2 separate regions of the Homo sapiens genome follow, and region 2 is linked to region 1. A link is a loop called in an ENCODE intact Hi-C map of the cell type or tissue named here. Cell type or tissue: mammary epithelial cell. All regions are shown on one strand.

What was found. Hi-C counts contacts between places; a loop is a spot of excess contacts. Peaks named below come from ENCODE experiments on the same cell type or tissue, not always from the same donor. Only the 100,000 strongest peaks of a DNase experiment are listed, where the experiment ranks them.
Region 2: a loop joins it to region 1, with 4 times the contacts of the local background. A loop is called at or near these places in 24 of 110 quality-filtered maps.

The regions. Positions count from the first base shown.
Region 1 is chr1:225,972,335-225,980,334 of GRCh38, forward strand. No RefSeq gene overlaps it. Among named protein-coding and RNA genes, the nearest start is that of SDE2, 23 kb to the right of the region's middle. In mammary epithelial cell, a CTCF peak has its summit at 3,824 (motif pointing left); a DNase peak (open chromatin) is centred at 3,827.
Region 2 is chr1:225,870,641-225,878,640 of GRCh38, forward strand. It overlaps TMEM63A (transmembrane protein 63A), which reads right to left. Exons shown (of 25, transcript NM_014698.3): 3 at 6,755-6,954; 4 at 3,648-3,727; 5 at 1,347-1,413; 6 at 436-473. The coding sequence starts at 6,940. Among named protein-coding and RNA genes, the nearest start is that of TMEM63A, 7.7 kb to the right of the region's middle. In mammary epithelial cell, a CTCF peak has its summit at 7,227; a DNase peak (open chromatin) is centred at 4,971.

The DNA.
Region 1 (8,000 bases):
AAACTACCGTATGAGGCAGGACCTGTGTCCCATAGATTACAAATAAGGGAGCTGAGGCTTGGAGAGACTGAATGGGCTGTGAGCCTCTGCTCTCTGTAGCTAGGTCCCAGTGGTCAGCCCATGCTGCTGTGCCCCGGGGTGGGCACAAGGTGGACTCTGATAGCAGGTGGGCTGAACACAAAGCTACCAGTCCACAGTGGGGAGAAGCTCTCATTTCCCAAGGGGTGGGAGGAGGCTCAGGAAAGGAGTCCCATCCAGAACCCCCCTGGGGCCAACAGAGGCAGAGGGGGAAACAGAGGTCCTGAGGACAGGGCTCTTTCTGGTTCCTTCTCTGGGGATAGGGCTGGGCCTGACCGGCTGAGAGCATGGTGCACTACAGGCATTGTCTGGAGAAGCTGGTCTCGGTAGGACTTTAGGACCACCCTTCAGAAGGGGAGCCCCACTGACGCCAGCTTGGACCAGAGCAGGGTCAGCGGCGAGGAGGCCACAGGCGGAACGGAAGCTCGTGGACTCAGAGTTGGAAGTCCTCGGCCTTGCCCCGGCTCTGCCCTCTCTGTGCTGCGTGCCCTTGGGCTGCTTATTTAATATTTGTCAGCCTCGGTTTCCTCACCTGTAAAATGGGGATGATAACAGTATCTACGTTGAAGGGTTGTAGTGTGAAGCAAATGAGATAAGGCATTTGAGCAGTGTTTTATTCAGACTGTGTGTTGGAGGAGGCTTGGGAGGGTCTGAGGGAGATTATGAGGGGAAGGCAGCAGCGAAACTTCCCCACCTAAGCCAGCCCTGGGCACTGCCTCTCAGTAGGAGAGGATTTATTTATCGCTCTGTGGCATGGAAATGCTATTTCCTCTTAAGAGCCTTCTCATTTGGTCTCCATGTTTTGCCTGGGTTGGGAGATAGCTTTTAAAACCCAGGGCTCAATTCACCTCCCCAGTGACCTCGCCTCACTCCACCAGATGGAATGCCACACCTCCATCCACTCCCCGGATGACTGCACTTCATTACTGTACGCTGTGTGTATACAACAACTGTAATCACATCATAGCCACCTGCTCTTGCTAGATTTGAGTTCTCTCGGTGAGGGAGGCATCCCGGGCTGGTACAGAGCAGAGCACAGAGCAGGTGCTCAGCAGGCACTTGTTGAATAAAATTGAACTAAATCATCATGATATACATATTCTAACAAAAAAGCCCTAACTTTTTTTTTTTTTTTACTATTATAAAAGTATATCTGGGCCAGGTGCAGTGGCTCACACCTGTAATCCCAGCACTTTGGGAGGCCGAGGCAGGTGGATCACCTGAGGTCAGGAGTTCGAGACCAGCCTGGCCAACATGGTGAAACCCCATCTCTACTAAAAATACAAAAATTAGCTGAGCCTGGTGGTGCATGCTTGTAATTCCAGCTACTTGGGAGGCTAAGGCAGAAGAATTGCTTGAACCTAGGAAGCAGAGGTTGCAGTGAGCTGAGACTGAGATCACACCACTGCACTCCAGCCTGGGTGACAGAGCGAGACTCCGTCTCAAAAAAAAAAAATGTGAACATAGAAAGCTTAGAATAACATAAAAGATTGGGAAGAAGGGAAAACAATCCACCTTTATATCCCCAAGGAAAATTTTGGGAAACATTAACCTGTATTTTCCTTCTTGTCATTTTTTCCTAGGCATAATCTTTGTTTTTGCATTAATGATTTTGCAATCTCTACAAAAATTTTATGTCCTTCCTCTTCTAACATGACAACAGGTGCAATATTTCATTCTTATATCTCAGAATCATTTTTCATCTTTTTTCCCACTTTACTCAGTTAAGAGCTATCCATTTTTCCAAAATCCATATTTCTGTATAGTGATATAAAAATTAATGCCTGCAAACTTTCAATTTTATCAGTGAATGCTTTTGTAAATAGAATCTTACATAGAACTCCAATATACAAAAATATAACAGTAATTATCTATCTATTTATCTATCCATATTTTTAATAGAGATGAGGTCTCACTACGTTGCCCAGACTGGTCTCGAACTTCCAGACTCAAAAGATCCTCCTGCCTCAGCCTCCCAAAGTGTCTAACAGTGATATTTTATTCAAATAAATATACTTTCTGAGTGTAAGGCTTGATGCTCACTTTGGTCATGTTGGTCAGTATGTGCCCTGAGGCTCTTCACATGAAGACAAAACTGGAGCCTGGAGCCGGGGAGGCCCACCTTACAGCCTCATCGTCCTGAGCAACCACAGAAACACAGCCCGTGAAATAGCGCTGCCACAGTACCGGGCCTGGCCTGAAGGATCTGTCAACTCCTCGGAAGCTGGGCGGACGAGTCCCCTCCCCACACCTTGCTGTGCCCACTCAGGACTTCCAGGCAGTTCTAGCAGCCCCACTAACTACACCCACGTGAATGGAGCTGGGGAGGAAGGGCACCTCCTGGACCCCGTCTGCCTGAACACCAACTAAGGATGACCTGGGGAGATGAACCTAGATCAAAAGCAGCCACTTTTTCTCTGAATTTCCAGGGTGTGGGCTGGGATTTTGTCCTCCTCTTCCCCTAGCCTTGTGTTTCTGTCTTTTCTAGATGCAGACTCTGGGCAGAGGCCTCTTTTGCCTGCCTGGTCTAAGAGCAGCTCAGGTTGGGTGTAATAACTGAGTTGAATCCTAATGTCAACACGTACATTTCCCACCAAGGAGAAATGCAGGGGCCAGTCACAAATAAATATGTCAGAGCTATACACAACACAGCTATATATACCCCCAGATTTATTTATTTATTTTATTTTTATTTTATTTTATTTTTGAGATGGAGTCTGGCTCTGTTGTCCAGGCTGGAGTGCAGTGGTGTGATCTCGGTTCACCACAACCTCTGCCTCCTGGGTTCAAGCAATTCTCATGCCTCAGCCTCCTGAGTAGCTGGGATTACAGGCACCCACCAGCATGCCTGGCTAATTTTTGTATTTTTAGTAGAGATGGAGTTTCGCCGTGTCGGCCGGGCTGGTCTCAAACTCCTGACCTCAGGCGATCCGCTCACCCCGGCCTCCTAAAGTGCTGGGATTACAGGCATGAGCCACCGCACCCGGCCCCAGATTTATTTTTGATAACACAAAAATAAAGACATGGTTGTATACACAGACACTGAAATTCCTCTAGCGGAAAACAACAGCAAATGATTAAAGATAACGTTGTTTGTTGAGGACAGAAGTAATAATGTTATGGGATATTCAGCAAGACTAAATGATTTATTCACCACCTGTACAGTGAAAACTGAAGCTAAATCTGAGAATTAAGGAATCAGAAAGAACAGGGCGCCGGGCGCGGTGGCTCACGTCCGTAATCCCAGGACTTTGGGAGGCCGAGGCAGGCGGATCACGAGGTCAGGAAATGGAGACCATCCTGGCTAACACGGTGAAACCCCGTCTCTACTAAAAATACAAAAAATTAGCCGGGCGTGGTGGCGGCGGGCGCCTGTGGTCCCAGCTACACGGGAAGCTGAGGCAGGAGAATGGCGTGAACCCCGGAGGCGGAACTTGCAGTGAGCCGAGATCCTGCCACTGCAATCCAGCCTGGGCGACAGAGCAAGATTCCGCCTCAAAAAAAAGAAAAAATAAATAAAAAAAGAACAGGGCCTAGTCCACCCCAGGCCAGCTGCACCTAATCATCAGTCTGCCACTTATGGTGTGTAGGGGAGTGTAGGGACGGGGAAAGGTGGGTCTCACAGGATTTGGCCATCCTGCTACCTGCTACCCCACTGCCAGGCAACACTGCCGCGCCACCTCCTCCCCACCTTCCCCAGCAGTCTCTCCCTGACGGCTTTGGCTGGCATTTGTTAGTGCACAGCGCCCTCTAGTGGTTACAGGAAGACTCTTCCTCAGAAATAGGTAACCTTTTTAATGGTTGGCTGGTGTTGAGCGACTCAACAGAATCCCTTTCTACAGAATTGCCACTCATGCACTCACTTCAGTTGCTCTCAGATTTTGGTAAAACAGTAAGTCCCAGTCATTTTCCTCAACCACCTTCAAAGACACCCATTTCTTTCTTTTTTTTTTTTTTGAGGAGGAGTCTCTCTCTGTCACCAGGCTGGAGTGCAGTGGCGCGTTCTCGGCTCACTGCAACCTCTGCCTCCCAGGTTCAAGTGATTCTCCTGCCTCAGCCTCCCGAGTAGCTGGGACTACAGGCGCCTGCCACCACGCCTGGCTAATTTTTTTGTATTTTTAGAAGAGACGGGGTTTCACCATGTTGGCCAGGCTGGTCTCAATCTCTTGACTTCGTGATCCACCCTCTTCAGCCTCCCAAAGTGCTGGGATTACAGGCGTGAGCCACCGCGCCCGGGCTAAAAGACACACATTTCTACAAGCAAATGTTTCAAAGCAGGTACATACACCCCAGTGGACATGTCATGTGGTCTGTTGAGAGATGATGAATTTATTTGGAATTCTGTTTGTTGTTTTATAAATATGTTAGTACACTGGATTCATTCAATAGATATTCATGGAGCACATTTTAGGTATCCGGCACTAATAAAACAGATCAACTCTCTGCCCTGGCAGAGCTTATTTTCTGAGGGGAGAGGGACATTTAACTAAAAAAAAAAAATATGATAAGGGGTAATAAGTACTATTAAAACAAAACAAAACAAAACAAAACCTGTCAGGACCTGGCACGGTGGCTCACGCTTGTAATCCCAGGACTTTGGGACGCCGAGGCGGGCGGATCACGAGGTCAGGAGTTCAAGACCAGCCTGACCAACACAGTGAAACCATGTCTCTACTAAAAATACAAAAATTAGCCAGGCGTGGTGGCACGCACCTGTAGTCTTAGCTACTCAGGAGGCTCAGGCAGGAGAATTGCTTGAAGCCAGGAGGCGGAGCTTGCAGTGAGCCGAGATCGCGCCACTGCACTCCAGCCTGGGCGACAGAGCAAGGCTCCATCTCAAAAAAATAAAACTGTCGGCCAGGCGCGGTGGGAGGCCGAGATGGGCAGATCACCTGAGGTCAGGAGTTTGAGACCAGCCTGGCCAACACAGCAAAACCCCGTCTCTACTAAAAATACAATCAATCAATCAATAGCTGGGCGTGGTAGCGCACACCTGTAGTCTCAATTACTTGGGAGGCTGAGGCAGAATTGCTTGAACTCCGGAGGCACAGATTGCAGTGAGCTGAGACGGCACCACTGCACTCCAGCCTGGGCGACACAGCGAGGCTGTCTCAAAAAAACAAAACAACCAACCAGTCAGGAAAGAAAGTGATGGGGGTGGGGGTTGCCATTTTAAACCGAGTGAAAGGTGAGAGAGTCTTCCCTGGGGACGTCTGGAAAAAGACTGTTCTGGAAGGAGGGACAGTCTGTGCCACGCCAGGGGAGCACAGTGTGTTTGGTTGGTTCAGGAAACAGCAAGGAGGCCCCGGGGGCTGTGGTGGAGTGAGGAGGAGTAGATGAGGTCAGAGAGGGGAGAGGCGTGCAGCCTGAGAGGGGATTGCTGGCCACTGCAAGTGCGTGGGCTTGTACTCCAAGGCCGATGGAGGGCTCTGACAGATGAGTGACATCATGTGGGGTGCACCCCCAAATGTTTTACTAATCAGACATGCACAATTAATGTTTGCAGGCTGGAGGGCTGCAGAATAAACTCCACAACAAGCCCACTGTTTCCTCACTGAGGCTCGCAGTTGGAAGAGGCAGCCTGTGAGCCGTCTTCGAAGTTAAGTACCAGCCTGGCAACACAGTGAGACCTTGTCTCTGCAAGTAATTTTTAAAAGATTAGCCGGGCAAGGTGGCACATGCCTGTGGTCCCAGCCCGAGCGGTGGAGGCTGCAGTGAACTGTGATTGTGCCACTACACTCCAGCATGAGTTACATAGCGAGACCTCATCTCAAAAAAAAAAAAAGCAGAACTTCAACAAGGAGAGATGGGACATACCAGGCTAATCGCCATTCCTACACTACCCCGTAATTGGACCAAAAGATCTACTTAGTAAACTGAGGGATCCAGCACTACGGTATGGTGCAATACCCAGTATCACACTCCTGTTTTCATTGAGCATTTGTCTACAACTCCTAATTCTTACTACTTTTTTGCAAGATGCTTTAAAGTATGTTTGTCACCCCCATGCAAATTTCAGCTATGCCTCACAGCTCAATTCATAAAATTAAACAGATACCGCAGTTTGCCAGATGAGGTCACCCAGCCCCACACCAGCAAGGCCAAGGTTAGGACTCACAGACCACAGCTCTCGCACTTGTTTCTGCACCTCTGCCAGCCTGGCATGTAAGGAGTCCCCACAGGAAAGACATCTGACTGGTCATAACGCTTTTATTTTACATATATTCCACTTATCACAAGGGTGGCTGAGGGAAGGGCAGAGCGTGCTAAAAGCCCCAAGTCCTCCCAGCCTCATGTGGCTTTGATTCAGCTCTGTACACGTGTGTTTGGATTAAGGTGGACAGTTCTGCTGTGCTCACTGCCTTGCCTTAAGATGTGTTCTAGAGGGGCACTGCCTAATACAGGAGCTCAAAGTCACACGGGGCTATTAAGCACCTGGAATGTAGCCACTGTGAATTGAAAAGTGCTGTAAGTATAAAATACACACCAGATTTCAGACTTAGCACAAAAATGTAAACTATCTCAATAATTTTCTATTATTGAAATATTTTGAATATTTTTGGGTTAAATAAAATATATTGCTAAAATTAATTTCACCTGCTTCTTTGTAATTTTTTTTTTTTTTTTTTTTTTTTTTTTTTGAGATGAGGTCTCACTCTGTCGCCCAGGCTGGAGTTGCAGTGACGCCTTCAAAGTTCACTGTATCATTGGCCGGGCGTGGTGGCTCATGCCTATAATCCCAGCACTCTGGGAGGCTGAGGCATGCAGATCACCTGAGGTCAGGAGTTCAATACCAGCCTGGCCAACATGGTGAAACTCTATCTCTACAAAAAAAATACAAAAATTAGCTGGGCGTTGTGGCACGTGCCTGTAAGTCCAGTTACTCAGGAGGCTGAGGCAGGAGAATCACTTGAACTCGAGAGGCGGAGGTTGCAGTGAGCCAAGATCATGCCACTGCACTCCAGCCTGGGCAGCAGAGTGAGATTCCATCTCAAAAAAAAAAAAAAAAAAATTTCACTGCAGCCTCCAACTCCTGGACTCAAGCAATCCTCCCACCTCAGCCTCCCAAGTAGCTGGAACTATAGGCACGCACAACCACACCTGGCTAATTCTTTGTACTTTTTAATGACTGAAAGAAAATGTAAAATTACATTATCTGGCTCATGTTACATTTCTATTGGACAATGGTGCTGTAGAGTATTCCAATAGCTTCCATTTACTGAGCAACTACAAATTTGCTAAGCACTGTGCTAGGAACCTTACATACTACTTTATTTAACCCTAACATCCCTAAAAGTAGATATGACCCCATTTAATAGCAGGAGCAGAAAACTGATGCTCAGAAAGGCTATGGAGCTTGTCTGAGGAAACACTATTAGAAAGGAGGAAAATCAGGATTTTAGACCCAGATCAGTAACCCTAAAACCCTTGCCCTAAGGCCCACCACACCACATGGCCTGTATTCCAGGGAAAACCGAAGTATGACCATGCACATTCTTTCCTTCAGCTCAGCAGTATTATGTGGGGGCCATCCTGAATCAATGACCTATGAATGGTTTGAGTGTAGGCTTACTTTATAGAGCATCATTAATTTAGTTTTTCTCAAAGGAAATCTCATGAAGGTGAATGCAAAGAAAAAGTAGTACCAAACATACCAGAGATGAGACTGGCACTGACTGAATCAGAGATCCCTCCCAGAAACAGGCCAATAGGCAGGTGACTTGCAGCAACAGTGTGGGTGGCACAGGGCCACCTGGAGTCCATAATATCTTTTCCTGTATTCTAGTTCAGGCACACAAATAAGGCCATAAAGTTTAAGTCAACATTTTTAAGATTTTGATCAGAACCAGCCTAGAATTAACACCTGGTGTTCCTAGACTTTCTCGGGGGGGGGTACTTTTCACCTTGAAAATCACTAACAG
Region 2 (8,000 bases), 100 kb before region 1:
CATTGACATCTAATTGGTGTTAAATATTAAGTTGAATAATTAAAGCAAAAAAATAGCTTTAATTAGTTTGTGCAGTATTATGAGAGATGAACATATGATTTCCACTGAATATGTTGAAATAAATAAAGTTCATCTCTATCTTCAAGAACTCTTGGGATCCAGCTCAATTTGGGAAGCCCCAGGCTCCAGCAGGCACTGTGTGCCCTCCAGCATGGAGGCTCCAATCCTACAGGCCTCCTTCCTCTGCCCCTGACCCCAGGGGCTGCCTGGTCACCTTGATTCTCAGCCCTCACATACTGCTTTGGACATTAACTAAAAAGTATCTAAGAGACACCATCTTAAGATCAAGCATCTTGGCTCTTGCCTCTTGACTGGCCAAACACCCAAAAAAACCAGCCCAAAGGCCCCCCAGCAGCTGCCCCCGGGTGTACTCACTGCAGACGGAAGATGGCAGTCAGCCAGGGACAGCATCCCTGGAAACGGAGAGAACAGGGATTAGCTTCCAACATTTGTGTCTTTGAGAGGCAGATGTAACCATTGTCTTTGACATTAAATAACCATTTAACCTCCTGTTGTATAAAAAACAGTGCTTTTATCCCATATTCAGCAAGCATGAGCCCAGTACTTCACAATATACACCACATGCCTGGAACTCTTGCTAAAATCTCCTGACAACTTCGTGGTCAAATCACAAAACTTAGATCAAAAGCTGATGAAAGCTCAGGGCAGCTCTGGGCAAAGTGATGTGGGCTGCTGTTTGATTGTTTACAATCACTGACCAAGAGGTGAGGCAAAAGAGAGGAAACAAGCCTAATGGATTGGACGGTCCGCTGGAGTGGGTGTTAGGGGGAAAGGGTGTCTGCAGGTTTTATTGTCCTTCACATCTCTTAAACTTAATACCCCTAAAGCTGGGCTGTTATCCAGCTAGGAAAGACAAATATTTGTTCAATAATTCATTCAACAATGACTAAACACCTACTATGCATCAGGCGCTGGGAAACAGGGCTGGAGAGGGCAGGGCTCCTGCCCACATCTGGCTCATAATCCAGCCAGCAAGTCCATAATTAACTGTCATACAAAGCCATAGGTGTAAGAGAGAGAAGTGCTGGGGAAGCCCAAGGGATTCCGTACCCCTTCCTGCCTGCAAATTCATCCAGTCTCAAGGTCCCGGGTCATCCAGCTGCCATCCCTCCTGTGGTATTTCCCAAGTTCAGGTGCCTTCGTCGATGCAGAAAAGCACTTTCTCCAGCACTTGCCGCTCAAGATCCGCCCTGCTCCCTCCCCAAAACCATGACTGCCAGTCCCCACCCCCTGGCCATGACCACAACTGGGCCTTAGATACCAACCAGCTCATTTTCAAAGTCTTGTTGACCTGAGGAGGAAGTCGATGACAATCTCTGAAATCTGGACTCGCTAGAGACACAAAAAGAAAAAAAATGACAGATAATTCTTAGAAAAAAAAAAAAGCCAAACAAGTCAAAAAGATCACATCCAGTATTTTGCTGCCTCTTGGAGCTCAGAACCAAAGCTACCAGCCCTCGATGGCTGGGACAAAATATAACTCACTCTGTGAAAGATAGAGACAAGGACAATGACCATTCCCAGGCATGGTATAAAACTCTATGTTATACGGGATGAATAGCAAGGGGTCAACACCCAGAAACCACACCACTGTGACTCGTCTAGCTAAACTGACTTCAAAGTGTTGCCTATTTATAGCATATTTCCCTATATTATCAAATAAAACTTGGAATAAATACTACATTTTATCAAATCTAAGATACCACTGGTTGTAATTTGCACAATTATTTTATGAAACACTAAAGAAAAAATGCTGCCAAATAAACTATGACCACCCATCAATAACAAGATGCCTTCCAATTTCAGAGATGAGAAAATGTCAAAACATATGTTTTAGAGTGGACAAATGATGGCACTTTATATTGTGGCATTTTAATCAGATCCTTTCTTGCGAGTACCCCCATAAAAACACCCCATGCGCTATAAATCTGAGGTGTTTGCAATACGTATATGTGACTGCTTTTCTTCTTTTTTTTTTTTTTTTTTTTTTGAGACAGAGTCTGGCTCTGTCACCCAAGCTGGAAGTGCAGTGGGGTGATCTTGGCTCACTGCAAGCTCTGCCACCCGGGTTCAAGCAATTCTCTGCCTCAGTCTCCCGAGTAGCTGGGCTTACAGGCACCCGCCACCATGCCTGGCTAATTTTTGTATTTTTAATAGAGATGGGGTTTCATCATCTTGGCCAGGCTGGTCTTGAACTCCTGACCTCATGATCCACCCCCGCCTCGGCCTCCCAAAGTGCTGGGATTATAGGTGTGAGCCAACATGCCTGGCTGTGACTCCTTTTCTCTAGTCTCCTATTCCTGGTTCTACTGCCCCCCTACTAAAGACAAAACACATGACGAAACTTAACTTTAAAAGCCTTTGCAGAGACACTGTCCCTTTTGACCTTCACCGTGACCTCATGGGGAAGAGAGGACAGAAGGAGACCGACCCTATTAAGTTTGGGGCCTTGACCAAGGTCGCACAGCCAGGGATACAGCAGGGCCCTCTGATCCCCAGGTGGTCTTTTCAACCAGAGTACATGGCCCCACTTCCAGCTGAATGTGCCGTAAAGGCATCAGATGTCCCAAAAGTTTCTCTCCAACAGTCCAAGGTCATCATCACCTCAGGCTTTAGCAAATCCCAGAGCAGGGATCACGGGGAAAGATGGTGCATTTTCAGGTACACCTCCTCTTCCCAGTTCAAAGGACCCTGCCGCACAGGCCACATGTCAGGAGGCGCCCGAGAGTGGAGGGTCTGCCAGAGCCCCTCTGGGGCTCTGGGTGGCAGCTGGGGCCAGTCCCTGAGTTTTCATCACTCACTTCCTATTACCACATCTGACACAAGATCCTGGGTGCAAACAGCCAGCTGGAGCTGGAACGTCAGGTTGTGCAGATCCAGAATTCACTGTCACCCTTCAGGCGACATGAACAGAGAATCCTGGAGCCCCACGCAGAACTGGAAGGACCTGAAGCCTGGCCGAGGGAGCCTGTGCTTTGTAACAGACTCATCCAAACCCGGCGCTGACCTGGCAGGAGGGTGGGGCAGTTCCCTGATGGCTCTGCTGCCCTTGATCCTCACTCAGCCCTGGCCCCAAGCTAATTAATTTCAAAGATGATCACTTAAAAATACTCAAGGTGAGAAAGAAAATGGGCATCCTCTTCAGAGGATGACGAAAGCCCTCAGTATCTAAAGCAACCAGTCTGAAGCCAACAAGGTTCATAGCCTTGGCCCAACAGAAGCCCTGAGGGAGCTGAGCATCTGAGCCTGGGTTTTTGTTTTTGTTTTTTGTTTTGTGAGCACAATGAGGGTAGCGAGGCTGACCTCATGGGTCTGTGGTGAAGAGCAAAGAGAACAGCTATTGGTACAGGCCAGGTAGATACACTTAATGAACACAATCTCATAGCAGTGTCATGTGTGGGTCCTGCCCACATGGAGGGCTTCATAAGCCCCTAGCCCATTCCAGGGACACACACACACACACTATACACACATATATGCACACACGCACATATACACACTCACGCACATATACACACTCACACGTACGCACACGCATGCTCACAGCCTAGGCGATATGTCTTTACCTGTCTGCTTCTGACACCAGGGCAATGCGGCCATAGTCCCAGAATCTTCTTCTTATAATAGAAAACACCAAGATTAAGAACTAAAAACAGAAAAGAAACCAAGTAAAAGCATATTGGATGGCTTCTCATTAGAAGACACAGCGGTCTCAGGGGTAAAGCCCACCTGCCCGCACTCAGCAGGGCTAGAAGGAAAACACCCAGGCCCAGAGAGGGCACTGAAGTGCCCAAGGCCATGCAGCTCAGTAGCCCGGATGCTTTGCTCACCCCCTTCACCAGGCTCCTGTCACCTGTGCCCACGCCACCAAGGCTGCCAGCGCTGACGCCAAGCTTGCCTGGAGCCTGCCTAGTTCTGCACGTCAGCCCTGTCTCTTGCTCTCAAGGCAGCGGTAACACCACAAGGCCCAGTCTCGGGCCCTGCTCTGCCTTCAGTGGCCCCGAGCAGGAGGGTAAGGTCTGGCCCCAGAGCAGCCCCAGGAACCAGCATCCTTCTTCACTTTACAGAAAATTTTTTTCTTTCGGCTCACTGCAACTTCCCCTCCCGGGTTCAAGCAATTCTTGTGCCTCAGCCTCCAGAGTAGCTGGGACTACAGGTGCCCGCCACCACACCCAGCTAATTTTTGTATTTTAGTAGAGACAGGGTTTCACCATATTGGTCAGGCTGGTCTCGAACTCCTGACCTCAGGTGATCCACCTGCCTCAGCCTCCCAAAGTGCTGGGATTACAGGCGTGAGCCACCATGCTGGCCAGAAAATTTCATTTTAAATTACAGAACCAAGGTAGCAGAGCCTCCTCAGGCTGAGCCAGAAACGGTCAGTTTTTTCCTCTGAGTTTGATTCCCCTGAAGGCAGGCCCCGCAGGCCCTGCAATCCCCCAGCAGAGAGCATGCATGCAGGCAGCAAGGCACCACGAGAACCTGTGCTCGGGCTGGCTTGGCCTCCGTAAGCTGGGACACCTCAGCAAGCTTGTGTCCAATGGCAACCTCAGGGCTGGACTAAGCCGCTTAGCTCTAGACATCTGTACACTCTAGACTGTCCTCACTCCCCACAGTCCACCTTGGCAGGCTCCATGCCATGTTCCTGCCTCTCTTCCCTCCCTAGACAGGGTCCCTCTCTTTGAGGTTCAGGGAGGTAGAGAAATACATCTTAGTAAGCACATCCCTGCCTGCTCTGATCAGAAACGGGGGTTTTGAAGGTAGGCTTTGTTTTCCTAAAGGAAATCCAGAAGACCTGAACCCCAGAGGCACTGAGTTCTCGTGGAATTTTCTTCAGGTGAATCAGGAAGTTGGTGACATATTTTCAAAGGCAGGTGAGTCATGTTGTAGGAAAACCACGAAACCTGCTCAGCAGGTGCCTGCCCTCTCTGTCCACAGCGGCTGCCGCCCTGGCCTGTGCAGTGCAGACACTTCCCACAAACCCATGCTCTCCAGGGCCCTCTGGCTCTTATGTGTCCCCCCTCCCCCACCCCCAAAACTTACTGCAATAAAAATCCACCCCTGGCCGGGCACCATGGCTCACTCCTGTAATCCCAGCACTTTGGGAGGCCAAGGCTGGTGAATCGCTTGAGCTCAGGAGTTTGAGACCAGCCTAGGCAACATGGTGTGAAATCCCATCTCTACCAAAAATACAAAAATAACCCAGACACGGTGGCATGTGCTTGTAGTCCCAGCTATGCAGGAGGCTGAGGTGGGAGGATTGCTTGAGCCCAGGAGGAGGAAGTCGCAGTGAATTGTGATTATGCCACTGTACTTCAGCCTGGGTGACAGTGAGACCTTGTCTCAAAAAAAAAAAAAAAAAAAAAAAAAAAAAAAAAAAAAATTCACCTTCAGCAGCACAATAGAGGGTGACTCTCTTCTCAGCCAACACTGTTGCAACAATACCCACCCAGCCCAGCTAGGGTCCCTGCCCAGGTCCCCCTCTCTGTACTCCTCACCTTGGCCAAACTCTCCCCACCCTGAAGACCCAAGGCCACCCTCCTCTAATCCCACCAATTCTGAAATCCACCCCCACACCCCTGCCCACTCCTCCTTGCTACCCTAAGCCACCCTCCCCATGTTCCCCACCCGAGCCTAGTCTCCAGCTCCAAGCAGTCCAAGGATGTTTACTCCATCAGAGCCATCTGCCCCCTTCACTCAGATGGTCTCTGCCACATGTTAGGAGACAGTATCAAGAGGCACTGGCCAGCCCATGGCATTTGTGAAAAGAAGGGGCACTTTAACCCCAATAAATCTCAGCCAGCCAACGTTGAGTCTGCATAAGGAAGAACAATGCCATGGGGCATCTTTGTGAACAAGGAGATCTACGTTAAAGAAAGGCCACCTGCTGAAGGTACGCTCTAAGAATCAGCTTCTAATTCTTTTTTTTGTTTTTTTGGTTTTTTTTGAGACAGCGTCTCGCTCTTGTTGCACAGGCTGGAGTGCAGTGGCGTGATCTCGGCTCATTGCAACTCTGCCTCCCAGGTTCAAGCAATTCTCCTGCCTCGGCCTCCAGAGTAGCCGGGATTACAGGCGCCGACCACCACACCCGGCTAATTTTTTGTATTTTTAGTAGAGACAGGGTTTCACCATGTTAGCCAGGCTGGTCTCGAACTCCTGACCTCAGGCAATCTACTCGCCTCAGCCTCCCAAAGTGCTGAGATTACAGGCATGAGCCACCGTACCTGGCCCAGCTTCTGATTCTTTAAAAACCCCAGGGATGCCAGAGGGGAACAGGAGGTGACACTTGGGAACTGCAGCTGCTCTATTCTAGTCCGTACTCTCCAGTCACATGTCTCAACCCCTTGAGATGACCCTTCCCAAGGGCCTTAAAGATACGACAGGCTGAGAGCTCTGCAATCACGGTAGTAATCACAGGCATAGCTATATGAGTATTCTGGCCTTATCCAAATTCCAAAATTCTCTGAGATAGGAATTATGATCTCCATTTCCGGAGCAGAAAGGGGAGGTGCACAGAAGCTAAGTAACACGCCTAAGTCACAGAGCTGGTAAGCAGCAGAGTTGAGATTTAAACCCAGCTATGTCTGACTTCTCATCTAAGTTTCCCAGAAGGCCCTGGGTGGGGCATTTAAACAAATAACTGAGGCAGTGGGACACGACTCATGAGGGCTCTCACCAGGAAGCAGCTGACGTCTATGAGCAGGACAGTGGGGATGCCACCAAAGGTGACCCCCTGGAGCACGGTGCTGTTTTTGGCCGAGTTGTAGCAATAGGAGTCGTTGGGCCGGTCCCCGAGTCCCAGCTGCTCCCTGATGGACACTGCCTTGGACTGCCACAGCTCCAGGAACGGGGAGTCCATCATCGCGCCTGTCTTCCCTGGAGCACAGGACAACAGGACAAGGCAGACGTTCAGGGCTCAAATTTCTTGCAGGTTCCCACCAGTGCTGGCAGAGCCAAAGGCAGGCGTTTCCCAGGGACTGATCGGGCAGTGAGCCAGCAGCAAGGAGTCCGGGAGAGCCAGACATTGGACCTCTGCGTGCCTGGCAGTGTCCACAGAGAATGGCTGCATTGTGGGACAATCTCAGGGGATCAGATGGTCAGAGTGGATGGCTCATCCAGGACACAGTGGGCAGATCCCCAGAGGGGGCGACATGGAGCAAAGGAGGGACAGAGTTGCTGCAGCTGCTGTCTTAAGAAGTCCTAAAGTTCCTCTAGCCTCGAGGACTCGTGTTGGGAAAGTCACTCCTGCAGAAGCCACTGGCGGATCTAGAGTACAGGCAGAGGAGAGGGAGAAAGGCACACAAAGGCAGGAAGAGGAAAACACCGGGATAAACAACCAGGGAAGAAGGGAACATCCAAGTATTCACGATGGTCCATCCACGAGCCACAGACAACACCTCACTCCCACTGCTCACAGAATGTCAGAGCTGGGACCTCAGAGATGGGTCCATCTGCTATACTTGGAAACCAAGCCTCAGAGGTTTAATAACTTGCCCCAAAGTTAAGGTTAAGGAGCTGGTCAGGGCAGAATTGAATCCCAAACCCAATATCCTGACTCTCAGATGCCACTTCTCTTTTTACTTTGCCACAGAGGAGAAAGTAAAGGGGGTGGTCTAGGGTAGGGACGGGGAGGGAGTCAGGAGTCCCAGGGCCTCCTCAGGGACCTCTGGGTCCCCTAGCTCTGCGCTTTCACACACACATACCCCTCCTGGGTACCATCAGTCTAACTGCAAGGCCCAGCATTTCCAAAGCAAACACTGCTCCAGGCTGGGTTGTTGACCTTTCCTTCCTGAGGCTCCTGGCGCCCCTGGTGAAGCTAATAGAAATCTCCAGTGTCTGTCCCCTGACACCAGAGGACCGGGAGTTAGTGTCCAAGTTCTCATGCTGTGGCTGAAGGGCCAGAACACATATTCAGCCTGGAC